3 separate regions of the Mus musculus genome follow, and regions 2 and 3 are each linked to region 1. Evidence: chromatin loops called from intact Hi-C (ENCODE). Cell type or tissue: heart. All regions are shown on one strand. Links, peaks and the distances in the headings refer to the core of each region. The heading gives the core; the rest is flanking DNA.

Evidence for each region. A loop is a pair of places that touch in the nucleus more often than their neighbours do. Peaks named below come from ENCODE experiments on the same cell type or tissue, not always from the same donor. Only the 100,000 strongest peaks of a DNase experiment are listed, where the experiment ranks them.
Region 2: it touches region 1 in a loop (2.2-fold over the local background); 6 of 42 quality-filtered maps call a loop at or near these places.
Region 3: a loop joins it to region 1, with 2.8 times the contacts of the local background. A loop is called at or near these places in 6 of 42 quality-filtered maps.

The regions. Positions count from the first base shown.
Region 1 is chr3:67,424,933-67,435,809 of GRCm38, forward strand. Gfm1 (G elongation factor, mitochondrial 1) reads left to right here and starts at 5,183. Exons shown (of 18, transcript NM_138591.2): 1 at 5,183-5,390; 2 at 6,718-6,870; 3 at 8,423-8,555; 4 at 10,573-10,777. The coding sequence starts at 5,307. In heart, for the core only: CTCF peaks have their summits at 4,524 (motif pointing right) and 5,103 (motif pointing right); a DNase peak (open chromatin) is centred at 5,149; H3K4me3 peaks cover 1,510 bases; H3K27ac peaks cover 736 bases.
Region 2 is chr3:67,363,814-67,374,690 of GRCm38, forward strand. It overlaps Mlf1 (myeloid leukemia factor 1), which reads left to right and starts at 10,284. Exons shown (of 7, transcript NM_010801.3): 1 at 10,284-10,449. The coding sequence starts at 10,403. In heart, for the core only: a CTCF peak has its summit at 6,056; a DNase peak (open chromatin) is centred at 3,868.
Region 3 is chr3:67,577,657-67,588,533 of GRCm38, forward strand. It overlaps Mfsd1 (major facilitator superfamily domain containing 1), which reads left to right and starts at 5,112. Exons shown (of 16, transcript NM_025813.3): 1 at 5,112-5,321; 2 at 6,988-7,040; 3 at 7,942-8,054; 4 at 9,645-9,687; 5 at 10,262-10,329. The coding sequence starts at 5,162. In heart, for the core only: a CTCF peak has its summit at 5,249; a DNase peak (open chromatin) is centred at 5,235; H3K4me3 peaks cover 1,741 bases; H3K27ac peaks cover 1,327 bases; H3K27me3 peaks cover 252 bases.

The DNA.
Region 1 (10,877 bases), core at 3,044-8,043:
CCAGCCAAATTTTTCACAGGCTTATATAGGAAAACTCAAGGGGGGAGAGCGGGGTAAGGAAAGTACAAGTTTACATAACTAAGGGGTTCTGCCAAGGGACAAGGGGTTCTGCCAAGGGATTCTACGTAACTAAGGGGTCATGTCCTATTATTTGGCAATGTACCCGGTTCATTCTGAGGTTGTTCCAGGAGGCCCTTATCTCAAAAATGTTCTTGGAACAGTCTTTAGTTGGGAGGGTTCGAACTCTAGGGTGAGGAGTTCAGGAATGCATTCTGGGGTGAAGAGTTCAGGAGTGTTCTGGGAACACTCTCTAGAGGGGAGGGGTCGGGCTCTGGGGTGAGGAAGAGTTCAGTAATTTTTTATTCTTCAGAAGCTTCTCTGCTGATGGAAGAGCAGTGTACTAATCTTTGATTATAGCTGAATGTCATTAGAAGTCATTTGATTGCTACATCCTTTCAATTAAATGACTATGTGGGATATAAAACCATGCCAGGAAGTTTGGTAAGGTAGGCGACTCCCAGCTCTCTGCCAGATTCCTGACTTGAAACACATGCCATGCTTCTCACAAAAGAAACATGCCCTATGGACACAGAGGCTCAAATCAGAGTTCTCGGTGCTAATGAGGTACCTAGAGGCCTGGAGGGGTTAGCCAATAAGCTTCTCTTCCCAGATGTTCCTCCCTGCAAAAGGTATTCAATCTCAGGCCCACCCCAGAAGTTGGGTATGGTTTTATACACTCATTTTCTGCTATGACAATAAACTGTTTAGAACCGTGGGCTGTCTCTTTTGTCAAGATCCTCCATGAGGAACCTGGGGAAGGCCTTTGTCTACAGAGCTGCAGCTTTATTCTTCTGTAGAAGGCCTCTCTGCCCTCCCAGCCACAACTGCCACCAACTACCACCTGACTCCGCCAAGCCAAGGATAGTCACCATGGGACAAGTTGGAGCAACACCCCCACCACACACACACACACACACACTAGACACTGTCCCCAGCCCATGGCTCCCGACTCTGTTCTCTGCTCTTTCTCAACTGGATGTACAAGAGTCTGAGAACACTCTGGCCAGGCCTCTTCACAGGCCTGGGAACCGCTAAACCAGTTCTGGCCTTCCCACATTTCAGATTGTGCTTTCCGACCCCCCAGAACAGTGTCTAAGCACTTCCAAACAACCCAGCACCCTGTTGGCCTGGGATAAGGGCAGTCAAACTCCCCACATTCCACCTCTCCAAGAGGCCCTGCCCAGCCTAGGAGCAGGCCTGGTCAACAGACTGAAAAGATATTTGGTTTTACTGTAGGTCGCTGGACTATCTAGTCTCAGGTTCTTGGTCACCCTAGCAGTGCCAGGTATGGGTTCCATCTTGTGGAGTGGGCCTTAAGTCAAATCAGTTATTGGTTGGTTATTCCCACAAGTTTTGCGCCACCACTACACCAGCATAACTTGCAGGCAGGCCACCATTGTAAATCAATGGGTCTGTGGCTGGGCTGGTGTTTATATTTCTTTTGGTAGCATGCAGAGTACCTTCCTTTACACTAGAACATTGGGGTGAAGACTCTGTAGGCACCAGCTTGATTTCTCCATGTTCAATGAGTTCCCTAGGTGTTGTCCTCAGCAATTCGTGGAGAACAATACATAGTCTTAATAGCAAGCCGAGGTGGTTTGCTGACTTCCAGGGGACCCCTTTGACCAACCACTCAATTAGATGAACTGGAAATTTTATTTGATATCGAAAGATAGCCAGTTTGGGGTACTGTCTTTGCTATTATTTGGAGATTTTATTTAGAGCACTTTCTTTTTTGTTTTGTTTTGTGTTTTTGTTTTTCGAGACAGGGTTTCTCTGTGTAGCCCTGGCTGCCCTGGAATGCACTCTGTAGACCAGGCTGGCCTTGAACTCAGAAATCCACCTGCCTCTGCCTCCCAACTGCTGGGACTAAAGGCATCTGCCACCAAGCCCAGATTCAGTTTCTAATATATGTCTATATTAGGTTTCTAATTTATTAGAATTCCAGAATACCCTTCAAATGGCCCTTCAGTTTAGCTGTCTCCTCCCATATTCCTTCCTCATCTCCCTCTCCTCTTTCCCTCCCTACTCGATACTCCTTTTCCTCTGAGATCTATCTGTTCCCTCTAGTTCCTTTATTTATTCACAACTTCTGTGATATTATATAGATTGTAGTGTCATTGGCATTGACTTAGCTACTCTTCACATATCAGTGAATATATACCACATTTCTCTTTCGGGCTTACTTCACTCACGATGGTTTTTACCTAGACCCATCCTTTACCATCATTTCATTATTTCATTTTTTTTAAAGTTGGAATATTCCATTATGGATATGTTGCACATTTCATTATCCATTTTTCTGGTGAGGCACATCTAGGTTCTTTGCAGTTCCTGGCTATTGTAAATAGAGGAGCAATGAATATAGATAAGCAAGTGTCTCTATGGTAGGATGAAGCAACGTTTGGGTCTATTTCCAAGAGTGATATGGCTGGATCCTGAAGTAGATCAATTCCCATCTTCTTGAGGAGCTACCACACTGATTTCCAAAACGGCTGTACAAGTTTGTGCACCTGTACAAATCACAGGTATAATCAAAGGTTATCATTGGTTGTTCCGAATCTAGGTAATACTTGCCAACAAAGGTACAGAGCATTTCCAATGCTACATTTGTGAGTTGGGCTGATGTTATTAAAGAATGGTTCTGACATGGCTTTTTTTTTTTTACAAGAATAAGAGTTATGAAAGACATCATGGTGATTTATCATGTGATATCATGATAGATATTAAATACAATGAACTACGGGAGAAAGAACAGGATGTGTGCAGATGTAGAAAGGAGTGAGGGAGCTGTTGAAACTTGTCGGGCAGAGGTGTACAAATTAAGAAGACAAATGACTTAAGGAACAAGAGTGTTGGGTAGACATCAGTGACTGGGAATTTGGAACCAGTGTTCCATCTTTGGATGTCTTATTCTGTCCGGGTTTACAGTTGAAGGTAGAAGGATACTGCAGACACAGAGCCCTCTGATGTTCCTCCTCTACAAGAAAGTACAGAAAGAAGTGTCACTGTGCCTTGACCCCAAGCTTTGTTCTCGGCTAACAATGCCTCCACCTGTACAGGGCTGAAGTATCCTGGAAAGAGAGCTGAACTTCCTTCCCAAAGAGCATTATGAAAAACATTGAACTTGTACCTAATAGGTTTCTCTGCCAACAAAATGAACCAATTCAAGTCAAATCAAAAGTATAAATCGTTAGCACAGCTCTAGGCTCTGCCCAACAGTTACCTTGCAACAGTTTGCATCTATGCTCACCAGGTATGATCCAGGAGCTAGGCATATAAGAAGACCTCTTCCCTCTCCTTCCCACATGTCTCCTGTTGGACAGCTGGACCCTTTCTCCCTTTCTCGCTCTTCTTTCTTTCTGTCCTTCTCTATCCCCCCACTTTTTCTGCCTGTACTCCTTTTCCAGGCCCCCTTCCTTTCCCCCAATAAACTTCCTCTTATACTAAGCTGTTTCCTCAGCGGGAACACCTCACCTCGGCCGGCTGAGTTGCTCCTTCCTGCCTGATCACTGCCACCTGTTTATAAAAAACAACATAAAGGCAGGCTTATTAAAAGGCAGCAGTCTGGCGAGTTGGCCAATCTATCAGGTGGAGGTCAGTAAAGTCATTCGCCCAGGATAAAGCAAGGAGGTTTTATAGTTTTGGGCCGTGTGGTGATGAAACATGGGATTATGCCCATATAAGGTTAAAAAAAAGAAAAAAGAAAAAAAAAAAAAAAAAAAAAAGCTGAGCGCCCAGGCAGGCACTCCCAGGTGGGTAGCGGGAATCAGGAAGATGATGACCTGTTAGGCTGTAGTTTCCTTTGAGGGGTCAGGGAGCTTTTTCTGTGTGGTAGGATGGGGAAGGAGGGCACATAGGGTTTTGTAGCTGGGGGGTGTGTGGGGGGGGGGTGTGTCGGGGGGTGATGAGCACGGGTTCCAGCCTAACAACACTAAAGTAAGGAGATCATTTTCTGCGGAGAGGGAATATGGTCTGGCTTGAGAAGATCCTTTTAGTCAGTGTGTGAGTTTACTGAAAAAAAAAAAAAAAAACCGGGAAAGACAAAAGCCGTGAAATCAACCCGGTTCTCATCACAGTAACCCCAGGAAGAAATAGCCCTGTGGAGAGGTGGAAGGAAATGGGAGGTTCGCATATGCTGAGAGGCTTAGATTACAGGAGCCAGCAAGTGACTGCCATCTTTGGCTAGGTCAACTGGATGGACGGAGATTCTTTTGCTAAGATGGAGACTGTATGAGGAGGTTTGGGGAAGACTAGAAGCTCTGTTTTAGATATGTCAACGTTTTTGAGGCCTTTAAGAAGCCCAGACAGAAGCGCCACGGGTGCAGTTTTGAAGATGCATAGCTAGTATTACTGATGAACAATAAAGAAGGTTTTGAAAAATTTTATTTGTAATCCAACATATATCTACTCTCATTTCCCCAGAGTCTCTTTGAAGTATTTGTTTTTAAGATTTACTTATTATGTATACAGCTTTCTGCCTGCATGTATACCTTGCAGGCCAGAAGAGGGCACCAGATCTCATTACAGATGGTTGTGAGCCACCATGCGTTTGCTGGGAATTGAACTCAGGACCTCAGGAAGAGCAGACCTCTTAACCTCTGAGCCGTATCTCCAGCCCCTCCCCCAGATTCTCTGATGCTGTAGTAATGAATACATTTTTGTGTACTCCTTCCATTTAAATTGTTATAAACGTTTTCCCATTGTCATGCAGGTAAAACAACTATGTTTAAAATCTGCAGCTTTTGTTTTGTTTTGTTGAAACAGGTTCTCACTGTCTAGTCCTGTCTGGCCCAGAATTCTTTGCTGACCAGGCTATCTTGGAACTCATTAGAGATCCGCCTAGTTCTGCCTCTGAAGTGTTCTTATTAGACATGTGTGACGCCATACCCGGCACGTTTTTGTTTTTTTTATACAGAGATGGTTTTTTAATTTTTATTTTTTTCCTTTAAAGACAAAGGGACCAGAGTACCTGCCTCCGTAGTAATGACACCTCCCTGTGACAATCCTCTGCATAAACTACGCTTTCTCCTCCTGACCAGGAGAGGGCGCGCGCCACGTCGAGCTCAGACAGAGGTGCCTCTCCCTTGTCTTCCTCTGGCCGTCCTCCTGACCTTCCTCCCGGAAGTGCTCCTGCGGCTCCGGTTGCCGGCGTGACTTTGAGCTCTTCCCGCTCTGCTGCCGGCGCTGAGCACAACCGATCACCTCAGAGCAGGAGCCTTGGAAGTGGCTGTTCCAGGCTTGCCATGCGGCTGCTGCGGGTCGCCGCAGCCCTGGGGCGTGGACCGTTCCCTCGGGTCCCTGCAGTCCTGGGCTGGCAGGGGAAGCAGGTACTGGTGCCAGAGAACCTTCCAGAGCAGGGCAGGTTGGCGACACCTTTCCTTACCTGGGGTCTTGAGCAGCGATTTCCCGAGCCCCGTAAGCCCTTGGGTATCCGCATGCCAGCTCGGCCTTGCGACCCGCAGCTCTGCGCCGGGGTCCCTCCCTTCCTGATGATCTACCTTAAAGAGAAGTGCCCCGAGTGAAGGTCAGATGAAAGTTAGTGTCCCCGGGGCTCGAATCCCGGATTTCGGACTCGTTATCCAGTGGTCCTCTTACTACTGGGTGTGGTTGGATGCTCTCTGAACGTGTGGGTTCTATTCAACATCCCGGTACTCTTCTCTGGCCAAGTTTCCCAGTCAGGTGTATAGATTAAACTTTGTAAGTCTTTGGAGTGAGGTACTCAGAGCAGGGAAGCCGTTGGTAGATGTGACCTCTTACCTGTCATGGATACCTCGTTTGCTTTGCTACCAAGTGTTCCTGTGGTTTAACCATCCAAGCGCTTGTCAGCTGTCTTCTTTGACATGTGCCCAGTTTCCCTCTACCCAGAAGTGTTTGCCAAGCGTTTGGGTGTGCAGTTTTGTTTTGATTCAACAAATACATCCCCCTCCACCCCCCACTGTAAAGCTGACAGGAACACCACCACCCCAAAAGGCACTTCCTTGTTTTCGTTCAGATGAAATTGGAAACCTTTTTGGAGTTGTCTTGTGGCTGTTAGTTGGGTAGACCCATATGCCCCTTGCTAGCTGTGAATTACAGGACGGGAGAAGACAGAGAACCTAAGGTACAATTCAATCTAAAACTTGTATCTCTTGTTAAAGTGGCCATTGAGAGGTATAGCTCTGACTATTATGGTAGTGTGTATTTAAAAGTTAGCAGTGTGGATCAGCCAGCCATAAGGGTAGTTGTCAAGTGTGACAGCCTGAGTGTCAGTCTTGGGACCCACACAGTGGAGGGGTGAAAACGTAGCCCATGACTGCTCTTCCAGAGGAAGAGTTGAATGCCCAAAACTCACATCTTTGTTCGGAACCATCCATAACTCCAGCTCTAGGCGATGTGACCTTTCCAGCACCAGGCGTGCACGTGGTGCAGAGATATATATGCAAGCAAAACACATATACACGAACCTTTAAAAGTCTCAAGTTTAAAACTAACATTTAGAAGCAGTAGTTGTGCTTCTTTTATGAGTATTATTCAGAATTAAATCCAGGGCTCCTTAGATAATACGGAGGTTGAGAACCTTGCTTTGAGGATGAGAAAACAAGTCCGTAGTTCAGGTTTTAACTGTGATCTCGTATAATAGGTGTGCTAAACTGAGCTTTTAAAACTGTTTCTCAGGCTGATTGGAAGACCCGCCGATGGTGTTCGTCAGGGCCAGTTCCCAATGAAAAAATACGGAACATTGGGATCTCAGCTCACATTGATTCTGGGAAGACGACGCTAACAGAACGGGTGCTATACTACACTGGCAGGATTGCCACGATGCACGAGGTGTGTGCTTAGCGGTTGATTCCAGAGCGATTCAGAAATCGATTTTAATTCTACTGTTGTTATAGTTTCATAAGTTTCAGAAAACCTTGTTTTAGGATGAAAACTGGTCGGGTGCAGGGCAGTGGTTCTCTACTTTCCTAATGCTGCGAGCATTTAGCATAGCCTCATGTTGTGGTGACCACCAACCATAAAATTATATTTGTTGCTACTTCATAACTGAATGGTAATATACATATCTGTGTTTTCCAATGTTCTTGGGCAACCCTTATGAAAGGGTCGTTCCACCTCAGAGGGGTTGCAACCCACAGGATGGGAACCACTGCCACAGAGGCTCCTTAGCCAAAGTCAGATGGACAAAGAGGAGAGGTCAAGCTGGCTTGAGATGTGACTGTGTATTCACAACCCCTCTAGAAGTGAGTGATGGCTGTGAACATCCTGGGTTGATGCTGAGATGGCATGACAGACCCTTATACAGCTGTCACAACAGTCTTACGCATGTCAATGAAGGATCCATGTTTATAATGTTAAATGGAAAGTGAATCTCAAAAGGTGCTGTCCATGTCAAAACAAAACACACAGCTTTCATCTTAAAGGAAATCAGAGTTTTTATCTGGAGCCATTTTGAGTATGGCTCAGAAACACAGGTTGTCCCAAATTTAATGTTCTACCATGCAAGCAGTTTCATGATGTTCTAATTTTATAGAACAAAGAAAGTCAGAGATCAAGGCAGGTTTAAAATGCATTGGTGGGCACACCAGAGAGGCAAGGACAATGAGATGGGAAACTATTCTATAGGCCCAAGACGACATTCTTAGCTTTAGGACTGGCAGACGCTAGTGTCCTGCTAAGTTAATCGCGTCTAAGAGGTTTTAGTGTATTCTCATGAGGTGTTATTTCAGATACACGGTTGGGCAAGGCACAGCCCAGCACAGGGTAAGTAGCCCCTGAACCTGCATGATTCCAATTCTCCCCAGTAGGAAATTCTGATGGGTCCATCATACTCTGCAGATAGACTCCTTCCAGGAGGTCTGCAGTCACAGCCAGACATGGCTTCTTTTCAGGAAGTTTCATCCACAGCACTGAATACAAGTTCTACAAAAACCTACCAGAAAAGCATTGTTTAAAATGTTGGCACTCGAAGATACTGCCAAACCACTGAGTGACTTAACGCCCGCTCAGGCTGTTCTTCAGCCGAAGGGCATCCGCCAAACCATATCCTTTAGAAGCTAAACACTCCCATTTTGTGCTCACAGTCTGAGGAGAGCCGCAGAGAGGTCTGCTGCCTGAATATCATGAGTTCGTAGACTCTGAAACGCCAGCAGCCAGCAGTTCAGGGGAAGCAGATGGTGGTCCCCAAGTGCTTGTCAGCTGCCAACAAGGAAGAACTGAGTATGGGAGCCGAGACAGGAAACAAGAGTTTTATGAAATGATACGGTTATAGGATTAGGCTCATCTCACACTTGCATACGTTAGCTTTGATTTCTGGTTCTGTTTCAGTCAAGATTTCTTTCTGGGATGAGAGAAAAATGTGAGTTCTTGTGTTCATGTTTAGGTGAAAGGTAAAGATGGAGTTGGCGCTGTCATGGATTCCATGGAGCTGGAGAGGCAGCGAGGGATCACGATCCAGTCAGCAGCTACGTATACCATGTGGAAAGACATCAATATCAACATCATAGACACGCCAGGTAAGTGGGCCCTTTGCTTTGTGTTTTCTTGAAGCAAAAGTATATGTAATTCTTTTTACTACCATGATCCAGTTCATCTTTGAGGATCAGATTTTAAAAGTGCAAAACTGAATTCCTACCAGATTTGGGACTTAAAGCACTTTGTTTGTATGTTGCTTCTTTGAAAAATAACACTAAGAAAGTAAGAAGAGCTCTCCCGTTGCCATAGCTCCCCCTAATGTCCTTTAGAAGTAATCCTGTTGAGCCTTGAACCCGATACACAAGATTGAAGACATGAGGAATCTACGTCACAGTTTAAAGATGCGACAGACAACACAGGACACTGTGAGAAGTGTCCTGTGTTGTCTGTCTTTGCCAGCTTGACATGCTGTCATATTGTCTGCAGATGTGTCTGTCAGGCATTTTATTGATTGCTAATTGATAGAGGCCAAACCTACTGGGGCGTAACTTCCCCACCCCCACTCCCTGGCCTGCATGCAGGTGAACCTACCTGAGATATAAAAAAGTGAGCTGAGAAGGCAGTAAGCGGCCCCTGTGGTTTCTGCCTTAGTTCCTACACTGGTTTCCCTCGTGATGGACTGTAACCTTTGAGCCAAGTGTGAAGTCTTTCCTTCCCAAATTGCTTTTGGTCATGATGTTTTATCAAAGAAATAGGAAACTAAATACAGAACTAGGTACAGGTTGTAGATCCTGCTGTGACATCCCTGACCATGTTGGTTTTGGAGAGGGTTGGGAAAGGACTTTGGAATTTTGAACTGAGAAAGTCGTTGAGTGCTTAGAACTTAATAGGCTATTGTGGGTGCTTAGAAAGTAGGAATGCTGAACAAGCTGTAGATGAGCGAGGCCTGGCTGGTGAAGATTCAGAGAAGCGAAGTCTATACCAGGGCCACCTGTGTGATGTTTTGAGCTAAGACTATACGGTGTCTAGTCAGCTGGGGCTATAGAATCAGTTGTGGTAGTAAACAGCACTAAAGTATTTGCTTTGCCGGGACAGTCGATGCTTGTCAGCCGGAGGGGAGAAGTTAGCAGTAATTAAGGAGAAACCAGCCACTCAAGCCGTTTGGAACGTTTATATTGTTGAGTTTTGAATTTGCTCTGCTTTGATTGTGACTGTGCCCTGACTCTTTGCTCTTGGAGTAAGAAACTATTTAACTTGTTTTTTGATTATGTGTTTTTTTTCCAGCAAGCAACAGTTATGAGATCTTAGATATTTAAGATAGACTTTAGACTTTTAAAAGAAACACTGGCTGTTAAAGACTAAGACATTGAAGGTTATGTTTTATATGTGATACTTATATTAACATGAGGTCTTGAGGATAAACAAGAAGGAAGATATTATTGTTTACGATTGTTGTGCTGTTGTGCCGGGCGTGGTGGCGCAAGCCTTTAATCCCAGCACTTGGGAGGCAGAGACAGGAGAATTTCTGAGTTCGAGGCCAGCCTGGTCTACAGAGTGAGTTCCAGGACAGCCAGGGCTACACAGAGAAACCCTGTCTCGAAAAAACAAAAAACAAACAAACAAAAGATTGTTGTGTTGTTAGGTGGGTTGACAGGGGATCAAGTGTCTTGGTTAGTTCTTTGTCACCTTGACACAAGCTAGAGACAAGTGGGAACAGGAACCTTAGCTTGTGAAATACCCACACCATTCGCCTGGAGGAAAGTCGGGGGTAGGAGATGCTCTTAATTGCTAAGAAATGGAAGGGCCCAGGCCCCTGGGTTGCTGTTACCCTGGAGACGAGTGATCTTGGGTCCTGTAAGAGACTGTGCTGAGCTCATCACCAGGAGCCAATGGGTGGGCAGCCCTGGGGTTGGCTCCTGGTCGTGCCTTGAGTTCCTACCTTGGCTTCTGAGGATGGACTATAACCTGTTTGCCATAGAACCTTTGCGCCCATGTTGGTTTTGGTCAGTGTTCGATCACAGCAATAGGAAACCTAACCTAACCAAATAGAAACTAGTTTGTATATTAAAAATTCACACTGTTCTTTAAAACCCTCCCTTGCTGCTCTGTCTCCTTTAGGCCACGTGGACTTTACCATAGAAGTGGAAAGAGCCCTGCGGGTCCTGGACGGTGCAGTCCTTGTTCTCTGTGCGGTTGGCGGAGTCCAGTGCCAGACCATGACAGTCAGTCGTCAGATGAAGCGCTACAACGTTCCCTTTTTAACCTTCATTAACAAACTGGACCGAATGGGCTCTAACCCATCCAGGGCCCTCCAACAAATGAGGTACTGAGCCTGCAGCATGCCGGCTTTCACATTCAGGACAATTAATTCCATTATTAAGTTGTATCCTAAAGTTTCTTTCTTGATTGCATTTCTGTGATGT
Region 2 (10,877 bases), core at 3,119-8,118, 61 kb before region 1:
AACGTTTTATCAACAAAAAAACCTTAGTATACAATATATCTATTTATTTATATTTCTGTTCATGTGAGGAAAAAGGCTTCATGGAAGGGCACTGGATGGCATCCTCCTCCTCCCAGCATTCCAGATGCTGGACGAGCTCCTTCCAGTGAGGAAGGCCTTAGACACAAACTTTTCACATGTCAAGTGAATAACATTTAGACCCTGAGAATTGCAAACCATCCATGCAGTACAGCACTTTATCCCAGGCTAGTCCCAGTCAGTTAGAGTAGTTCTTTAAAGCCAAAAATATCTCATGAAGAAAGCCAGGTTTGGAGGTTTCAACTTGACTATTAGGAAGTTATGTATCAATGGGATGAAAGCCGAGGCACAACATTATCAATTTAACTCTGGTTTCTGTCCAGCTTGACAGCTTAAATAATTTGGTATCTTAATTAACCTTTCTCGATTTTCAAAGAAAAATCAAAAGGGACTTACCATCCATCATATGTTCAACAGATAGAGTGCTCGATTCAATCCCAATTCTACATTTTCTAAACTTTGCCGCATGTTTCCTATCTCCCCTAGCTCTCTGTCAACAGCTACTTAAAATTACTAACTATTGAATTACCCAGATGTAGGCTCTCATGCAAATGAAAACTCAAATCCAGTAGGGTTTCATTGTTGCTGTTTTGTTCTAGCCTGCAGTTGGTCATCAAATGACAAAAGGGAAATAGGAGAAAGATTCCCTGGCCAACTTTTATATATGTTTGAAAAAAAACAATGTATAAGCAGGAAATAGCTGGACAAAAAGTGGATTTCACAAAAGAGAAAGCTAGAAACCCCAACTCCAACCATCCACAAGAAGCCGTTTATAGTAGTCTTTGTTACTCTCTGTGATGGCTTTGAAACATGCCTGCAAATGTGTCATGACTCTGAATGTTTATCTGTCCCTATGGCTTGCTTGAAGCCAGCAGATTACATGGGAGGTGACAGAGCATCACCCCACCAGCTAGTTCAGAAAGGTGTACGCTTATGTCTAACCTTTCCATAATACACTCAGAAACTACAGAAGATGACCAACTATTGGACCCAGCATAATCCAACAAAGCCAGGCTCCCATAGAAGCCACTGTTGTTGGTACTCAGTCTCAACTGAGTTTCTAGCTCTAAGCCTGCTATTCGAGGATAGGATAGACACCTCCAGTCACATAGTCTTCCCACTGAGGCCCCAACACAAGCATTGACATATGCCTGTGTAAGTTCTTCACCCACAGAATTTATGATGCTAATAATGTAATTGTTTTATAGCACAAAGTTTGGGCTTTGTAATGCAGTAATAAAACACCAACTGCACTGAGTCACATAAAAGCTGGTTAAGCCATGTACTGATGAGTAGTGATATTTTTAAAAGGAAGGGTTGGTGTGACAGTTTGAAGAAAAATGCCGACCCCAAAGGATCCTATGAGATTTAATGCTTGGTCACTCGAGAGTGGCATTATTTGAAAAGATTAGGAGGTGTGGCCTTGTTTGGAGGGAGTATGTCACTGGAGGTTGAGCTGTGAGGTTTCAAGGGCCCAAGCCAGGCCCAAGGGCTCTCTCTGTCTCTCTTTATCTCTCTCTGTCTCTCTCTGTGTGTGTATCTCTCTGTCTCTCTTTCTCTCTCTGTCTCCCTGTCTCTCTCTTTCTCTCTCTGTCTCCCTGTCTCTCTCTTTCTCTCTCTGTCTCTCCTCCTCCTCCTCCTCCTCCTCCTCCTCTTCCTCCTCCTCCTCCTCCTCCTCTTCTTCCTCCTCTTCCTCCTCCTCCTCCTGCTGCTGCTGTCTATGGATCCAGATGTAGAGCTCTCTGCTAATTCTGCAGCACCTCCTCTGCTCTGTGCCACCATGTTCCCTGCCCTGATGAAATGGACTAAGCTTCTGAAACTGCAAGCAAGCCCAGCTAACCACTGTCTTTCCTAAGAGCTGCTGTGTTCATGCTGTCTCCTCACAGCACTAGAACACTGACTGAGACAGTCAGCTTTGTGCTGGCCCATCGCTATTAGTAGAGAAGCTGCCTGGCCTGGTGTTCTGAACTTGAGCTGGAGAGTTTAGATTCACTGCTTCAAGCTCCCCTGTTTCAGGATCTAGTAAAAGGTGACTGATATCTTTCATCATGTCAAGTTCCTATGTGGATGGGAATTTATATGTGTAAAATATTTAACATAATACCAGAAAAAATAAAGCCAATCAAAGTATAGGATAATACAAATCCCTGTTTTATGTTCACAGTCATTTTGCTTTTAAAGGCATTTTTTTCTCTCATGAGTATTGGTCTTATTTTACAAAGCAGACTCACCATAGACATCTATGGGCAGTACCTTGAAAACGTGCTTAGACGAAATGATAAATACAGTTAGAAAATGAGAGGACCTTATTATAACAAACAATGGGTTATTTAGTGTCTTTAGCTGAGAATCAGCATGTTCTACAAAGCTGACTGCCATGGGTTAGACTCTCTGAGCCATAACCACCAAAATGACTGTGAATTAAGAGAGAAAATTAATTCCCAAAGGAAATCACTGTAGATCTCATTATTTCAGGAATAACCCACCCTAGGACTTTAATTAAAAATAATATTTATTCAAAATAAATGAGTGCTGGCAGGTTTCTGCAGAAGCCATAATCTTGGTTATGCTAAATCTTCTTATATTAGTGCTGACATCATTAATCTCATTTGAGATGCCCTCCAGTCTGACAGCCCATACAGCGCTGGGGCAATTTCTTGCAGAAGCCTTTTTATCTTCACTGAAGAGTTATAATTCATGCAGATACCTAATGTAAAAAAGGCCTGGGCAATTACAGACATCACTCTGAGATCTTCACTGGCACTTCATCATGTCAGCAAGTATCCCTTAATGAGTTTGTTCTCAGACAGAGGCCAATATCTCAACACTGCCATCAAATTAGCAGCAGCTCCCTTATTGCTTTCTGTATGTAAACCTACCAGTCTTCGCCCTAGAAAAGCTTCAGGTGTGTTATCAAAATTCACAGAATAAATCTAGATAAAACACAAAGTTCATTAAGTCAGAAAAAAAAATCAGGGAAAGGAAAGAGTGTAAGCAGTGAGGTAAGGAATGAAGGTGACACAAATATAGAAATTATAAAGCTTGGTTAATACCCACTTTCAGATTTGCCACCTAATTGTTAGCTCTGATTTCAAGCCAGTATAGTGATTATCTCTGATAATTTTGTTCTGGCCTCTTCTGATTACTTTTGTATAAGTTACTAATAGACACGTGAATAATGAATACATAATATGCCTGTCCTAACTATGTGAGTCCTGAGCTTCCATCTACAGTACTGCAATACATAAATCAAAGAAGGAAGGATTTTTTTTTTAAGTCTTCAAGGGGGAGAAACAGATCAATACTTGCATAGCAGGTGTAAGGCCCAGGATTCAATCCCCAGTGTCACAAAAAGAAAAGAACTGATTGAGATTACATATATATATATGTAATACATATATACCCATGACTACTATGTGTGCTATCTCCATGACGGCAAACACTAAGAGGGTAAAATCTTGGATGAAGACAGTCTTATATGCAGATTGTTTTGTTTATTTTTTTATTCTGACATCAATACAATTTCTTTTCCAAAACTAGACTACAAGGCAATCTAGAAAGCATTTTAGGTTGATATAATTTCAATCTGATTTCTTTTTACTAGGGTGAGTTTTACAAGTAATAGAATACATTGAGCCTGACAAACTTGAACTAAGCTTGTGTGATCCCCGTGAAAATTAGTCCTGCAGAAATAAAAATACTGCCTTGTGACCCTGACATTTTTAAATCTGGACTATGGTGATGTGGCTGGGGATGAGTGTCCACTGACGAGGGCATCACGCCAGAGGCCAAGGGACGTCGTAACTCTGCCAACACATGATTTGCCAACCATCTAGTTTAGAGTAATGTGCAGAAGCCAGTGTGTAGATGCTCTGGGGCCCATGTCTCTCTCCTGCCATGAAAACCACACTCTTGGTAACTGGATCACAAACTCTTCGCCTGCAGCTGAATTCAGCCCACAGGCTTGTTTTCTGGGGCCTGCTCAGAGATACTTTGTTTTTAATTAGTTGTTAACTTTTAAAAAAATTAAGAGAACTCATGTAAAAATCCATGTTATCAGTGGGCATGGATCTCTAGGGGGGGACATCTGAGCACTGTACAGTAGGGATGCCCCTTCATCTGGAAGCCAGCCTCCTGCAGCAAGCTGTAGGCCCACCCCGCTGGGTCACCACAACTACACAGCATGGAGAGTGGAGTGGTGGTTCTCTGCAGGCTGCGAGGCCTTAACAAGTGGCTTCTCTGCTCTGACTCTCAGTGTGCTCTTCTGCAGTAGGCGTAATAATAGTGTTTACCTCCTTCAATCTTTTTTCTTTTTTAACGCATCTTTTTTTCAAATGCTGTGACCAGCACACAGCAGAAACTCAATAAAGTTGGTTATTACTTTGATTATTAATTCCATTGTCATTTTCTGTAGTTTACTTCATTTATTATTTGACTGGCTCCAATCTGTGATTTTTTTCACTCTGCCCACAACAGACAGTCAGGAGGACAGCTCAATGAATTTTTTTGGTTGGTTGGTTGGTTGGTTGGTTGGTTGGTTGGTTAATTTGTTTTGTTTGGGTTTGGCTTTTGTTGTTGTTGTTAGAAAAAGAAGCCAGTATCCAGTGACTGTCCCACCGGGAGATCCATCCCATATACAGTCACCAAACCCAGACACTATTGTGGATGCCAACAAGTGCTTGCTGACAAGAGCCTGATATAGCTGTCTCCTGAGACGCTCTGCCAGTGCCTGACAAATACGAAAGTGGATGCTCACAGCTATCCACTGGACTGAGTACAGGGTCCCCAATGGAGGAGCTAGAGCAAGTACCCAAGGAGCTGAAGGGGTTTGCAGTCCCATAAGAGGAACAACAACATGAACTAACCAGTACCCCCAGAGCTCCCAGGGACTAAACCACCAACCAAAGGGTACACATGGAGGGACCCATAGATTTAGCCACATATGTAGCAGAGGATGGCCTTGTGGAACATCAATGAGGCTCTTGGTCTTGTGAAGGCTTGATGCCCAGTGTAGGAGAATGCCAGGACAGGAAAGCGGGAGGGAGTGGGTTAGTGAGCAGGGGGAGGAGGGGGAGGATAGGGGGGACTTGGGGGGGGGGGAATAAGGAAAGGGGATAAAATTTGCAATGTAAATAAAGAAAACATTTAATTAAAAACAAAACAAAACAAAACAAAAAGACAAGGAAGAAGAAAAAGGGGCCAGAAGAACTCTTACCAGTGTACTGGTTAAAACCTCAGATCCTGCACTCACAGGCAGCCTTCCAGCTCCAACTCTGCCACACCTAGCAATGTTACTGTAGGAAAATGTATTTTTCTACAACAACCTGTGTTCCCCCTGTGAAACATTGACTCTGTGAATCAATGCACCTTGCTTATAGGAGGTTCTAGCTTTTCTTAAGTAACCTAGACTCCTAAAGACAAATGCCATGGGTTCTTTCACATGTGAATGCCAGATTTTAACATGTATACACACATGTGTGGGTGCATGTTCTAATTAGAAGGGAAGGGGAAATGAAAGGGAAAAAGAAAAGGAAAGGAAGGAGACATGCATACACACGCACACACGCACAGTAGATATCATACAGCTCTGAGCTTTGCATGGCCTTCCAGTGACTGGCAGAAAATAATCTCATTATTGTGACTAGTAAAGGCATCAAAACACATTGTAAAGGAATGAGGACATCCAAGTCTTCAGTATTTTCCAACAGATTCCCTTGGTCATCTTGCCAATGGGGCCCCTAGTTTGGATTCTCTCCAACCGCAGCAAGGATTTAAAAATAACTCTCCAAGTAGCCCTTTAGATAACCTGAATTAAAACAACTCCTGAGAACAGATGACCTCAGTATTTTTCTGAAGAAATTTTTCTACTTTTCCATCGTTTTACATTCCATAGTTCTATTTCCTTTTTTAATTTAAAGTGTTCCTTCTTAACTATGTTAGTGCAAAACACAGAGCTCACCTCCAGGGGGATAAGAAGTACCTTCCAGACCTCACCTCCAGGGGGATAAGAAGTACCTTCCAGAGCTCACCTCCAGGGGGATAAGAAGTACCTTCCATGAATAACTGCAACAACAGAGATTCAGGCTGCCATGGATCAGGTGTCCCGCTATGAAAGCTACTGAAGGAGGCTTTATTAAATATAGAAAAGGCCACAAATCAGGCATGTACCTAATACCATAAGTAAACACGTTGTAGCCAAGCGGAGAAGTTTGCTATGGCTTTCAGATGCTATCAGATTGCTTTCTTGGCTATTGGCTTGATGGAAGCTGGTCATTAAAGACATTTCAATGTATTGATAGTCAAAAGGAAGCAGAGTTGGGCAATAAATAAATTATAATCAATGGTTATTAAATAATGGTTATTAAGGGGATTAAAAAGAACCCAAGATAACTTGGCTCTCTGCAACAGTCTTGTCACCAAGTTTAATCAACCATTTGAGCTTGTAGAATCCTGAACATGGATAGCTTTGGTCCTTTGTTTCTGGAAGCTTCAGTTTACATCTAGAGGCACAAATTATTGACAAACTTATTGAGCCAAATCAATAGGAAAACACTTCACTTCATGAATTGCCTTGAGAAAAAAATTTTCAGAATCTCAATGAGAATAAAAACCTAAGAATAATAATAGAATGTTGATTTTTAAAACATACAAGCATAGCCTTATTTTTGAAAGCCAAATTGAGGACTAATCTAAAACTCTTTTGATGATAGATTGGTAGCTTTATATGCAGTAAGAAAGACTAAAGTGCCACTACATAGTCCATCAGGGGTGGGTTCAAGAAAGAAACAAATCTCAGAATATTACTTACTCTGAGAGGTGTGGCTAGAAAGTAGCATGAGGAAATCCTCTGGGTCATTAGAAATGCTTGCATCGCTGTAACTTGGTGGTGTTCACATATACCAACTACTCCATGGTCTGTGTCTCCCTCCAGGGTTGTCACATGACAAATTGTATCTCATCCTCAGAACATACCTGTCCTAATTTCATTCTGTTCCTGTGATAAAGACCATGGCCAACAGCAATTTGTGGAATGGAGTTTGTTTCAGTTTATGCTGCCAGGTAACAGGTGGTACCTGAGGAAGTCACGGAATAAACTCAAGGCAGGAACCTGGAAGCAGGAACTGAAGCAAAGGTCATGGAGGAGTGCTGGTTGCTGCTTTTACTCACTTTCTGGCTTGCTTTTTCACTTGCTTTTTTCTTATATGGTTCAGGTTCAGATGCCTATGGTTGGTGCTGGCCACAGTGGGCTAGGCTATCTCACATCTATCATCAACCAAAGCAATTCCTCCAAGACCTGGTCACAGGATAATCTAAATGAACCAATACTTCAACTCATGTTCCCTTTTCCCAAATGACTCTGGCTTGTTTCAAGTTGACAGTAAAACTCACCAGGACAATATTGATGTATTGCAGATATATAGTCTATAATGAGACGAGGGTACAAAGTCATTGGGGGCACTGAAATCCACAGTAATGAAGATGTTTATAACAGATTAAGCCTCAGGAGTCTGGAGAACTATAATAAAGTATAATTCCAGCATTCAAAAGCCTACTGATGACTGACTTCTTGGGCACTTGAGAGAGTAGAAATTTACTGAAAGTTATAAGGTGCTGTAACTGAGGTTTTATAGAATCTTTGACATATGGGCTAATGTACATCCAATAGGCCAGAGAGTTTTGTATCCTAAATGATTAAAATACTGTCTGAGATGTAATCAATCCTTCTTAAGTATCTGGTGAGCTAATGGGTATGAATTCCACTGGCCTTTTGAACTATTATTAATTATTAGTAGAGTTGCAGAATTGGCTTGAATTTCATGCTTTGCCTCTGGAAGTCTTTCCTTGACTTTGTCAGTGTTCTTCTAAAAGAAACATAAGCAACAGTGTGGCTAGAGACCACATGTGTGAATATGTAACCTACCACACAAATGTACTAGTAGTTTTCCTTTTAAATGTCACAGGGAGGCAAAGTAGGAAGGTGGAGATAATGTAAGCCTTGCATCAGGACAGACTTCAGTTTAAAGTGAACCATCATTTCTCTGGGCATCAGTGCTTTCATATATAATAAAGGATAAACATCTTAGCCCAGGTGAGGTGGGAAGGTTTAACTGAGAACACGTATTTGAAAGCTCTTAGGGCAGTGTTTGGAACATAAGAAATACGTGAGAACTATTATCCTAATAAATAAAACTTATGATTTTACTCTCTGAAGGTGAATTTCAATTGATGTGATTTCAGGTAACTTTGCACTGGCCTGGAAAGTTCAAGAAGATATCTGTTTCCTCCCTCTAACATTGTGCTCAAACTCACTTTCTCCGTAACAACTATGTGGCCTCCCCTATTTATAACTGCACACTCCCATGCCTTCTCTCAAGTTTTCAGTGAGCAGGTACCTACCATTTCATTCCTAACCTGCCCTCGCACGTTGCAAATGACAGGAGGGCTTCACAAATCAGTTATTATAATTGTGTCTGCAGCCAGTGCCAGGGCTCTGTCCTCTTAGCCAGCTCAACACCTCAAATGCTTCTTTAGTGGGGTGTTTATCCTCTCCTGACCGCACCCCTTCTTTTCTTTCCATTTAAAACTGGTGTTATGGGCTTTTCAGTTCCAATTCTTTTTCTTCCACCACCTTTAAAAAAGGCATTACACAGAATGTCTGCACTGCTTGCATGTACTGTGGGTGAGCCCCTACCAGGCTGTCTTTGGACTAAATGTTTCATGTTTGTTTTAACTGTGTGGTTCTGAGAGAAGTTCCATGCAACAAGATGGAACTCTTTCTCACAAGTTTCCTTATTTTGCCTCAATGCAAAAGTGCTTTAATATGACTGTTTGTCATGCTACTGCCTGTGTTCATTTTATAGTCTCTTTAACATTTGCCTTGTGCCAAACAGAAACTAATTTCGGGTGTTGTACAGACAGTTTTGCCATGGAGTTATTTTGCAAGTCCTCTGACCCATGCATGCTCTCTGAGCAGCGTGTTGAGGCCAGAGGAAGATTAAAATAGCCTATTTATTTCCTGGAAGGGCCGTGTCATTTTAGATTGTAAAGTTGGCCCTGCCTCAAGCCAGTCCTCTGGGGAGCAGGAGGACCAGAGAAACCTGGTGATTTGGGGGTGGGGGTGGGGGTGCGTTTCAAAGGATTACATTTCCAGCTCCCAAAAATAACCCTGAGTACTTCTGCCACTTCCAAATCAAGTCCTGGTCACTTCTTCCCAGTGGCAGCATGCCATATGTCTCCCACAGGGCCCCAAGGAGCCATGAACACCCCTCCACCTCCCCAAGGGAACTCGCTGGAGAGTGTGGGGTCAGGTGAATTGAGGGGGTGTGTGCAAGTTGCTTCTTCTTCCTTCCGTGTCATTTCCCTCCTCTTTCTCCTTCTCTCCTGCCTCCAGTTCTTGGAAGGCCTATATAATACTTTTCAAACCCTAACAATTGAATAAAACTTTCATGTTGCCGACTTCCCACCAATCTTACCGATACTATTTCTTGAAGATCAGTTAAAATGTTTGGGCTATCGTTGAGGTACTGGACTGCTTTAAGGTGAAAACCATCTTCCTTACTACAAATAGAAGGTTCCTTTATACTGTAATGGAAATAATTGAAATAGAATTTTAGCTAGATATGGCTGCTTGCTACAAATTTTGTGCCCAAATTCTGCTTGTTAAGAACGTTGGGAAGGTGATAAAGATTTGATCTAATCCTTGAAATGGAGCAATTTTCATTTTGCTTTTTTTTTCTTTTTCTCTTTCTTTCTTTTGTGTATTTGATCCTATGTCTAGATGTTATTTGTGTATTGGGAGACACTGCTTTGAGTTTTAGAATTACAGAAAACTGTATTTGTTTTGTTTTTGAAATCTCATAGGCTGCATCTTGTTTCCTTCAAGAAGTGAATACAAACACTTGTCTATTGTTCTCAAAACCTTTTTTCATTATTTGACCAGCTACCAGAGAATTGTCGGGATTAAGGGCGATTTGGCCAAGGTGATTCAGAACTTGTCTAATGTTTTGGTTCCTGAGGCTCCTGAGAGACCAAGTTGTCTCTCAGGAGCCTCGCGGATGGGGCCTCCAGACAAACTTCACGCCGCCAGTGTGTTTACAGAGGTTGCCATAGCAGCCGAGCGATGTCCTTCCCCCTTCTCCGCCTCACCTTAGTGACGTCATAAGGTCATGACCAATAGGAAAACGGCCTGCGTCAAGCCCCGCCCTAGTCGCGGGCGCGGCGATTGCCGCCGGCAGACGCGCGAAGCAAGCGGGAAGCAGGCTGGTGGCGGCGCAGAGAGCTGCGCCCATTTCCATCCGCGCCCGCCGCCCGCCGCAGGATCACGATGTTCCGGATGCTGAGCAGCAGCTTTGAGGATGACCCCTTCTTCGCGTGAGTGTCCCAGCCGCGCTCGCCGGAAAAGGCGAGGGGACTGCGCCCCGCAAATTGTCGTGGGGGGGGGGGGGACACGCCCGGCGGGAGGCGCGAAGAAATGGGTTTGAGGAGAAACGGAGTGAGGAAAAGTGGTCGTGAGGAGAAGTGTGTGAGAAGTGGGGGTGAGGAGAAATGAGGGAAAGAAGAGGCTATAAGGTGTAATAGGGATGAGGAGAAATGTGAGAAGTGGCTGAGGAGAAATGCGGGTGAGGAGAATGGGGGACGTAAGAAGTGGGCACAGGAGCTGAAGGACTGGAGTCATTAGGATATAGGGTGTGAGGAGAGGATTTGAGGATATTTGGCATGGAGAGATGGAGGACATGACACGAGAGAGGGTGAGCTGAGCAGGATGGGGGTGAGGAGGATTTAGAAGCCTGAGGTGAGGA
Region 3 (10,877 bases), core at 2,263-7,262, 150 kb after region 1:
CCATGACTAAGGCAGCTCTTATAAGGACAACATTTAATTGGGCTGGCTGACAGGCTCAGAGGCTCAACCCATTATCATCAAGGCAGGAGTATGGCAGTGCCCAGGCAGGAATGGTGCAGGAGGAGCTGAGAGGTCTGCATCTTCATCTGCAGGCTTCTAAAAGGAGACTGGCTTCCATGCAGCTAGGACTAGGGTATTAAAAGCCCACACCCACTCCAGCAAGGCCACACCTCCTAAATAGTGCCACTCCCTGACTCAAACTTATACCAACCACCATACCAAACCACCTGGGTGCCTGTGCAAGGCAGGCCTTTTTTTAAAAAAACATTTTTTTTATTAAAAAGATATTTTTTTGATTATTTTATTTATTTACATTTCAAGTCTTATCCCCCCTTCCCGGTTTACCCCTTCTCAATCCCCTCCCCCTGCTTCTACGAGGGTGCTCCCTCACCCAACCACTCCAGCCTCACTGCTCTAGCATTCCCCTTTGCTGGGGCATCAAGCCTTCACAGGACCAAGGGCCTCCCCTCCCATTGATGCTAGATAAGGCCATCCTTGTCTACATATGCAGCTGGAGCCATGGGTCCAACCATGTGTACTCTTTGGTTGGTGGTTTAGTCCCTGGGAGCTCTGGGGAGTCTGGTTGGTTGATATTGATGTTTTTCCTATGGAGTTACAAACACCTTCAGCTCCTTCAGTCCTTCCCCTAACTCCTCCATTGGGGTTCCAGTGCTCTGTCTGATGGTTGGCTGAAAGCATCCCCATCTGTATTGGTCAGGCTCTGACAGAGCCTCTCAGAAGGCAGCTATGTCAGGCTCCTGTCAGCAAGCACTTCTTGGCATCCACAAAAGGGTCTGAGTTTCGTGTCTGTATATGGGATGGATCTCCAGGTGGGGCAGTCTCTGGATGGCCTTTCCTTCAGTCTCTGCTCTACTTTTTGTCCCTGTATTTCCTTTAGAAAGGAGCAATTCTGGGTTAATATTTTTGAGATGGGTGGATGGTCCCATCCCTCAACCTGGGACCATGCTTAACCTCTGGATATGGTCTCTATAGGTTCTCTTTTCCCTTTGTTGAGTATTTTAGCTAATGTCACCCCTGTTGGGTCCTGGGAGTCTCTTGCTTTCCTGGCATCTGAGATTTTCTGGTGGCTAACTCTAGCTCCCCATCCCCCACTGCTACACACCTCTGTTCAATTCCCTGACCCTTCGTACTTCTCCCATCTCCTCCCACACCTGATCCTGCCCCCTTTTCCCTCCCCCTCCTCTCTCCATCCTTTTGAACAGCTGCTCTTACCTTTGAAGCAAAGACAGCTCCCTTGGTTCCTCCCAGTGCTCAAGTCAGCGGGTACAGTATTGTCATGCTACTCTCTGATTTTCTCACTTACACGTTTTTTGGGGTGGGATGCTGAGTATTAAATCCAGTGTCTTTTACATATATTATGTCACTGAATTTTTATAATAACTAAAAACAAAACAAAACAAAAAAACCAAAACAAAATAAAAAACAACTCTTGAATCGAAAGCAAGTTTCTTTTCTTTTTTTAAACTGTTTTATTGACATTCCAAATGTTGTTCCTCTTCCTGGTCCCCCCTCCAAGAGTTCTTCACCCCTCCTCCTCCCCTTTGCCTCTGAGTGTGCTCTCTCACCCACCCCACCCCCTCCCCACATCTCCCTTCTCTTGGGTATCAAGTCTGCTACATATGTGCCGGGACCACAGACCAGTCCATGTATGTATGATCTTTCGTTGGTGGTGTAGTCTCTGGGAGCTCTGAGGGGTCTGATCTAGTTGATATTATTAGTCTTCATATGGGGTTGCTATCCCCTTTAGCTCCTTCAGTCCTTCACCTAACTCTTCCATAGGGGTCCCTGATTTCAGTCCAATGATTATCTGTGATTATCTGCATCTGTCTCCATCAGCTGCTGGTAGAGCCTCTCAGAAGATAGCCATGTCAGGCTCCTGTCTTCTGCCATCCTCATGGTAAAGTTTCTGTCTTTTTAGAACAAGTTTTAACAAGATTAACAACTCATCCACTTAATGGCTTTGATTCTTCCCTTCCCATCATGCAGCTAATTATGGACTCACTCAATAAATTCACTGGCTTATGGCAAGAATCTTACCAGTTCACCTGTCCCCTACAGAGTGCACAGAGCTCCTTTGCCTCTAAAATGGAATTGCCTGTCTCTAGATTTTATTTTCCCAAATGCCTTCCACAGGCTCAACAGCCTACTCTGCTTGGAGACATTGCTTCCTCTGTACAGCCCTTCCTAGAGAGCACACATCACATGTAGAAAAGTTGGGGTCAGGTAGTCGGAGTCTCAGAGTTTATTAAGCACAACACTGGAGGTATATGTAGATGAGCATTCTCAGGCTGTACGCATCTGGGAGGAGAAAGCTGAACTTGCTGGTTTTTGCACACAGGAATCCACTAATCGCTTCTAGACATTTATACTTGGACCAGAGGAAGAAGGCTTTGCCAGTTCTGAGCCTGACCCACAAGGGAAGGCTTTGCAATTTACTATGGGCCTGCGGCCTTGGGCCTTGTCATGGATGTGCACTTGTCAACAACACACACTCATGGTGTCCCTCACTCAGGGCTTCGTCGGCTCCACACGTCTCCTGCCTAAGTCTTAATCACATTAAAAGCTAAATAGTTGGGATGACAGACATGTGATTCCATACTCAATTTAAGGGTGTTGAAATCTTATTTGAGAGTAAAGGCCTTCACATTATGAAAAAAATGATTTGGGATGAAAAACTATATGGAAATAAAGCACAGTCGGAGGAAATGTCAAGTCCTACACACACTGGTGATTCTACGTAAGCAACACGTAAAGGAATAAACCCTGGGAGCCCTGCTGAAGACATGGAGTCAAAAAGAGAAAGAGAATTTGTAGAAAACTGAAACACATCCATGGGAGAAAACACAGACCACACACTAATGGCAACAATTAAGGCCGATTCCTTTAACTGATGGGCTACCAAGCATGGGCTCATGCTTCAGTCTCTAGGTGCCAAAGCTCAGGTGTCATTTTAAAAGGCAAAACCCACAAAGATAAAAATTTACATCAAAGTTAGATAAGGGTCAGCATAACCTCAAAATTTTATTATATTATATATTAATACTTATCATTATCATCTCAGACATAACATGCCAATTATTTTTTGACTTACATCTTCAGTTATTTGAGTTTAAATTTGTATATACATTAATTAGTTTGGTGAATATGCAGACCACAGTCATGGTTGTGGAAATCTCAAATATGTAGCCAGGGTAGACATGACCCACTGGGAGGATAGATAGCTGAGAACTGTCTAAGCAAACACAGAATGAGGTCAGGTCCAGAGGGCATTACCCTGGGCATTTCATTAAGACACAAGTGACTATCATTCAAAAGAAGTCCAACCTCCTTCAACAAGAAGTACAAACTGTCTATACTATCATAGCCATTTTTACTTAGATTTCTAAAGGCAAAAACAAAACAAAATAAACAAACAAACGAAACAAACAAACAAACAAAACCCAAAAAGCCAAAAAGTGGATTAGAGATACTGGCAGCCAGCCTCTTACCTGTATTTTTGACTTAGCCATTAGACTTGTCTTAGTTAGGGTTTCTATTGCTTTAATGAAACACTATGACCAAAGCAAGTTAAGGAGGAAAGGATTAATTTGGCTTATACTTCCACATCATAGTCTCTCCCTGAAGGAAGTCAGGACAGGAACTCAAACAGAACCTTCTGCTGGAGGCAGGAGCTGATGTAGAGGCCATGGAACAGTGCTGCTTACTGGCTTGCTCCTCATGACTTGTTCAGCCTGCTTTCTCATAGAACCTCAGACTATCAACCCAAGGGTAGCTGGGCCCTCCCCAACAGTCATTAATTAAGAAAATGTCCTACAGCCTTGCCTACAGGTTCATTCCATGGAGGCATTTTCTCAACTGAGGCTCCCTCCTCTCAGATGACTTCAGCTTGTGTCAAGTTGACATAAAACTAGCCAGCACAAGACAGTAATCTATACTGTGGACAAAGCCAAGGAATGTAAACTGATGGTCTAGGCCCTTCATTGTAGTACAGCTGATGCTGAGTGAAAGATTAAGCCCAAGGTGGGGTATGACCACTGTGCTGGCAACTGCACAGTGTTAGTCAGGGGAATGCAAGGTAGACAGCAGGCTATGCATAAACATTCCAAACGGTATCTCTCTGACACAGTCCCTCTGCTTCCCCATCCCCCATATTTGGATCTCTTTGGAGGGCCCAAGCTAGGAGTCTAGAAAACACTCAAAAGTCCTCCTCCTTTTTCAAATCCCAGGTGCTATTGTTTAAGCAAGTCCTCATTTAGTCACTGGATCTCTCCTTGGTGCGATAGCTCCAGCTTTGAGCCTCTCACTTTCACTTCTGCGGCACGCTTTACAGCTATTTAGCACCTAGCCTTGCTACACTCAAAATTCTACTGCAAAGACTCGGCAAACCTAGAAATGTGGGGTAGAAGGCTGCGCTGCCAAATCAAACTTCTCAAAACAAACCTAGTGGTCTCTATACTCTGCTGGACATCTCTGAATGGCTCCTCATTTAGGATGTTCGTGTTTCTACTTTACTCGACTTTCCTCTTACTCCAAGATCAGTATAAACGTGTAATTATAAACGTATAAAACCCAGAGGAATTCAATAACTCTTTCAGCTGCAGTCACCATCCATCCACCCACATGATTAGTTTCTGTCCACCTAAGGAAATTCTCTCACCCATATTCAGAGGTGAGAGAATTTGTCCTCTTTTCTAGTACATAAGTGTCAGGTACATCATATGCTGTTCCGTCAGGTCAACTTAACAACTCTTCATGAAGAGTTGGCGAAGTGAGGGAGGGAGGACTGAGCTGGGTTCAGGTCAAGCCTTCCACCACGACTTCTGCACCACCACTTCCTACTGGTTTTAAATCAGATGTTAATGAGAACCCGGTCGCTCACTCCCACTCCCGACCGGATCTATACCCCATCGGCAGAACAGAAAGGCAGCACGGGAGCCCGGCCACCACGTGAGCAACCGTTCACGTGAGCACGGAGAGGCGTGGCCCGAGCAAGTCACGTGAACACACGTGATCACGTGAGTGCTGCCGCTGCCGCTGCCGCCCTGCCTTTGCTTCCTGCTCCGTTCCAGGCTGCAAGCTGATGGAGGACGAGGATGGGGAAGATCGGGCGCTGCTTGGGGGCCGCCGCGAGGCGGACAGCGCAGTCCATGGCGCCCCTCGCGCTCTGTCCGCGCTCTGCGACCCCAGCCGCCTGGCGCACCGGCTCGTGGTGCTGTCGCTCATGTGCTTCCTTGGCTTCGGTGAGCGGGGCTCGGCTGGGGCAGATGATAGAGGGATTCCAGGGTTCGCGCTGCTGCCTGGGCTCGGGAGCCCGCTTTTTCCAAGTGTCTGGAGCGAGGTGACGTTTGTTCCTCCAAGCCCCGGTGTTCAGCAGCTCCTCCCTGGGGACGCAGATGAGAAGGAAACTCAGATCTTTCTCCCGGAGAGCTGTGCTCCCGAGAGTTTCAGAACGTTGCTGGGGGAATTTCAGAGCGTGACTAAGTCCCTCTTCCTCCCTCCCCAGGCGACCCCTCCCATTCCCCAGTGCTTTCCTTTGTATTCTTTTAGAGCTCGGATCCGCTTTGGATAGTGTTCACTGCTAAGTACACCTTAGTAGGAGTCTTTTCTTACCTTTCCTCTGTGAGACAGCCTTGCAGGACCACACTTGTTAAGTTGGTTTCACTTATGAAATCTGATCTGGCGCAAAACACTTTCATTAGCTACTTTTAAAGACACCCTTCCCTCCCGTGTTACAGTTTTTAGTTTACATTGAAACTGTTCGGATTCGTAACAACTGGCTTGGCTTGAAAGAGTGTTTCAGGGGGATCAGATTCAGAAATACATGCACCTGGTTTATAAAAGATACTTTGGGCTTCGGTTTCTTTATTTTTGAGAAGATGGTACTCATTTGCTTTAAAACGTATTGAGCTGATAGTGGTGGCGCCCTTTAATCTCAGTACTGGAAGACAGGGACATGTCTGTGCGCTAGAGAGGCCAGCCAGGGCTACAAAGTGAGATCTTGTCTCAACCAACCAACCAACCAACCATGGTATTGAATTTCTTATAAGCAGTTAAATCCTGAAGGAGAAGTTTCTAGGTTTAGAATCAATAACCAGTAAGCATAGACAAAACACTTGAAGAAATTGTCCCTACTCAAGTTGACAGTTTATTTTTGGTAGGTAGATTGGGCTGAAAGTTTGGGTTTGAGAAACTAGAGCCGCCCTGTCGCTAGCTGCCTTCTCCACCTTTGGACCGCTAGCTTTGTGTATTTACAGAGTCAGCGGGGAAACAGGCAGTGTTACCTTGGGGCTTCTTCAAGCCTGTCAGCTTTCCCCGCTCCCAGGAGACATTGCCAGTTTTCATTTGATCCCTTAGACTGGCGCTTGTGTTGTTCTTGTTTCTAGCCCAGTTTTCACTCAGTTATTTGCTCCTGGGTATTTTTGTTTGTTTTTGTTTGTTTGTTTGCAGGATCAGGATCTATATCAAATACTGGTTTGGTTTGAATCTCTGAGTTACCTCTGCTTTCAAGAAAAGTGAGGACCCAGCTAACGTGCACCTGTAGAGGATGCTTGTAGACTTTTTTTAAGTAAGGGAAATGCAGCGATTTCATGAAGATGTTAATACAGTGATAAGCATGGGAAGAAAGACGGAAACGAAATGATTAAAAGCAGTTGATGTTGACCTCTTTATCAGGTTTCTGGTATATGCTGTGTATGCACACCACTACCTTGTGGAAGTTCTTTGGAATGGTAGATCAGGAAGTGGTGTAAAACAAACACACAAGCAAGAAAAAAAAATCTGTTGTCATAGTGTCAGCCATAGTAAACCTTAAACACCTCCGGGGAGTTACTAGTTAGGAGTTGTAACTTGAAACTCTTATATAGATATTATCATTCCGAGTGAAATATGTGTTCTTCCTTTTTCTAGGCAGCTATTTCTGCTATGACAACCCCGCTGCCCTTCAGACTCAGGTGAAACGGGTGAGTTGATTTTCTCCGTTCTTGTACTGCTTTGCTTTGGAGCACTCACTTACAGATGCTCAGATAGAATGAGCTCTCAGGTGCCCCATCTGAGATGTCCACTTTCTCTTCTAGTGTCTGTTATCACCACACCCACAGGCTGCAGAGATCAAATTTGTTTCTCTAAAGAACTCCTGAATAACATATACATGCCTCGAGATGGTTTTCTTCTTTAGGTAGATAATTATGGACTCTGCCCACAGTGTTACGGGAAATGCTAGTGTTGGTTGGAGCTTTGCACTCCTCTGAACCATTGAGTGAGTGGTGGGACAGCTTTGGCCTTCTTAGATAAACTTTGCTGTTATTTACTTTTATAAATGTGCATACTGGTTGCTGAGTATTGGCCCTATCTGCATTCTTAGTCTGGTTTTGAGTTGTAAAACTGTATTTGATATTTGTTGTTTTTTGGGCATTTAGACCATCATTATGTGCATTTTAAAAAGCCATTAGGCAGAGGAAAAATGCATGGGCTGTCCTTTGCATTCTAGGAGGGGTTAAAGAGGATAACATCTGTAAGACTAGGCAAGGACGATTCTTTTCTGTTTGGGAGGAGTCCATAATGGAGGTGGAAATGAAGAAGGAGGAACGTAGGAGACAGAAAAGGGCTGAGTTGGCCCCCATGCCAGTGACAGGTCCTAGAATCCATGAGGCCTGAGACATAGTATGTGGACTTAAGATGTTCCCAGGTATGGCTGTTATTCTAAGGGCAAGGGTCGTAGCTTCCAGAGTCACAAGGAAGTAACAGTTCACACATGGTTAGGAAACATACCCTGTATAGATACACAGCTGTCACTACGTTTTGTTTTGATTCGTTAATTGCAGAATCTGTGTGGAAAAAAAGTTTTCTTTTCTCTCTATCCAGGACATGCAAGTGAACACCACGAAATTCATGCTGCTGTATGCCTGGTATTCTTGGCCCAATGTAGTTTTGTGTTTCTTGGGTGGCTTTTTGATAGACCGCATATTTGGAATACGGTAAGCTTGCAAAAAAAAGTCAAATTGTGGGTAAATTTAACCTGGTTATTAGAATGTAGGAATGGGCCAAAGTTTTTCTTCAAAGAACTGAATAGACTTGTGTGAATTGACATATGGTGGACACGAAGAGTTGATTTTTGTTTTTAAAGATTGATTTTGGCTCTAGACTCGATCCTTGAAGCCTGGTTGGTTTATTAATTAGGATCAGGCCTAGTAGATGCTGCTGATGGGTCGAGGTCATAAGTTATGCTCTTAAATTGGGTTAGACGAACTTCCTAAGCTTCAGCTCCCCCCCCTCCCCTCAGTAGGGGCAATAATTCCTACCTTACAGGCTTCTACAGGGATTAAGTGAGATATGGAGTTGTAAAGTCTTTGCACATAGGTGGAGATACATCCCTCAGCTCTGGTAAGATTTAAGGATCCCCCCTCCCCCACCATTTCTGCCTGTCTTTGGCCATTGAACTTTTTGTGGCTATGGTCATTTGATGCTGAAGAGGAATAGTCCCTTTGCTATTAGCTTTGTCACTTTTCATCTTTCTCATTGGCTGTGTTTCAAGTGGGACTTAGGGACCATCAGCTGGGGCTCTCTTCAGAAGGCAGAAATGGAGCTGCGGAGTGGTTCTAACTCTTTCTGAGGGATAAGGGTTGAGACAGCCTTGTGTGCTTAGATTTGCTGGGGTTGCTTCTAAGAATCTTAAATAGTTGAGCGTTAAGGAAGTGTTTAGATTTTACTGGGTCTCAAGGGATGATAGAATTAGCTTAAGTTTTAGGGAAACTCTTTCCACTTACATGGAGGAGGAACTCCTTTTAATAGGGGTGATATAAATCTTTGTGGGACGTTGAGTTTTCCAGTTTTAGAGAAGATTCAGGCCATGATTTTAATGTTTTTGAGTGAATTTTAGCTTCAGAAATGCAGTTGGCTCTGATGACTTTTGAAGAGTCTGCTAAGGCTGCTATTATGTGACTCTGGTAAAATATTAATAGACTGTAGTTGGACCTGTAACTCCATTAACTTGGCATAGCCATGTCTTCTAAAAGTAGTTTTTAGTTACCAAGAATTATAAACTTAGAATTATCTACTGTAGAATTTCCTGGAATCAATTCTAAATTGATAGTAAGATAAAGATTTATTTTGTGCACACGCACACATGCCATGTGTGGAGCCAGTACAGGAGTCTGGTCTCCAGGAGCTGGAGTTACAGGCAGTTATGAGCTGCCTGAACCAGGATCCTCCTCAAGAGTAGTGAGTGGTCTGTGCTACTGAGCCTTCTTACTAGTCTCCGGCTCTAAATGCTGCGTAGAGATTTAATAAAGAATTTCCATTTCTAAAGGAGAACTTGGTGAAGATGATTTAAGCTTTAAGAGGTGATAATCGTGTAAACGAACCTGTGTCATTGCTGACCCTCTGGAACCCTGCCAGAACTCTGGCCTTCTGTATGTTAGCATTCGGCCCTGGAAGGTTGCAGATGAGCGTTCACCTTCCTTGGATGCAGAAAAAAGAAAAGAAAGAAAACCAAACTGGTTATTAGTATAGGACTCTGTGATTACCAGCAATAATGTGGAAAAATGACATTTTTCTCTCCCACACAGATGGGGCACAGTTATTTTTAGCTGCTTTGTTTGCATCGGACAGGTAAGAAAAGCCAAAATATTTATTCATTATTTGATAATGACTTTGCAGTCTTATTTAATTAATTCCCGTAGCAAAACTATGCTGAATGAATGAATGGATTGATTTGTTAATTAATCAGGCCCAAGAATGGCCTCGTGGTGGTAACCCTGAAATTACATTGTCTTAGTTTCCTCCTCATTGCTGCGATTGGCAGAAGCCACTTAGGAGGGAGAAGGGCTGGCTCAGCCCTCTGCTTGAGGGGGAGGCATGATGGCGGGAACTTGAAGCAGCTGGTCACATGGTGCCTGCCAGCAGGAAAACAGGAAGTGGCGCGTGCACACTCAGCTTGCTTGCTTCTCTGTGCTGCTCAGCCCATAGAACGGTGGCACGCACATTGGGGTGGGCATTTGCACGTGGGTTAACCTAACCCAGAAGATATTCTAGAAGTCCTGCTAAATGCATGAACATTAATATTTTAATTTCTCGGATTTATTAGTGCAGGCTAGTGAGATTGTTGTGAAAATGAGGATTTGTTGTGTTAGTTACTCCTTTTAAATATCCTGAATTAATTTTTTTATTGCTGTTCATATTATAGGTTATATTTGCTCTGGGTGGTATATTTAATGCATTTTGGCTGATGGAGCTTGGGAGGTTTGTGTTTGGGTAAGTTATACCTTAATTTCATGTTTTCTTGGCATGTTTACTAAGGATCTTTGATGCTGAGGGCTAAACCAATCCGCTGACGTGCCCTTCTAGTGCTTTAGTAAGGATTTAAAAGAAATACTTCATTGTCTCTAGTGAGGTCTTTACTGCTCTAGATGAGAAGGGACCTGGGAGATTGGAGCCCTTAAGTGAGGCAGGCTAAAGCCTCGTGGAATCGGCAACTTTATCCAAAGCCTCAGACAATCTATACTTACTCTGAGTCTAAGGGGAGTCACGTGAGTAAAGTGTACAATCACCAGGATAAGCCACATGTGGCCAAAACAACTCTTTCCGCAGAGGCGTTTAAACAGCAACAGCCGGCTGTCATAAAGTAAACTCACTCCTGTCCACCACACCTGGGAGGGCGCAGACACCCGCCCCAAGAACGTGTTTGTGCTGTTGAAGAAACAGAGGTCTTAGTACTCTTGTCTTCTTTTCTTGGGAGTTTTCTCACAAGCTCTCAGAATTCTCCTCACAGGACTCCGTTCTTGGACCGACAGTGAGGAATT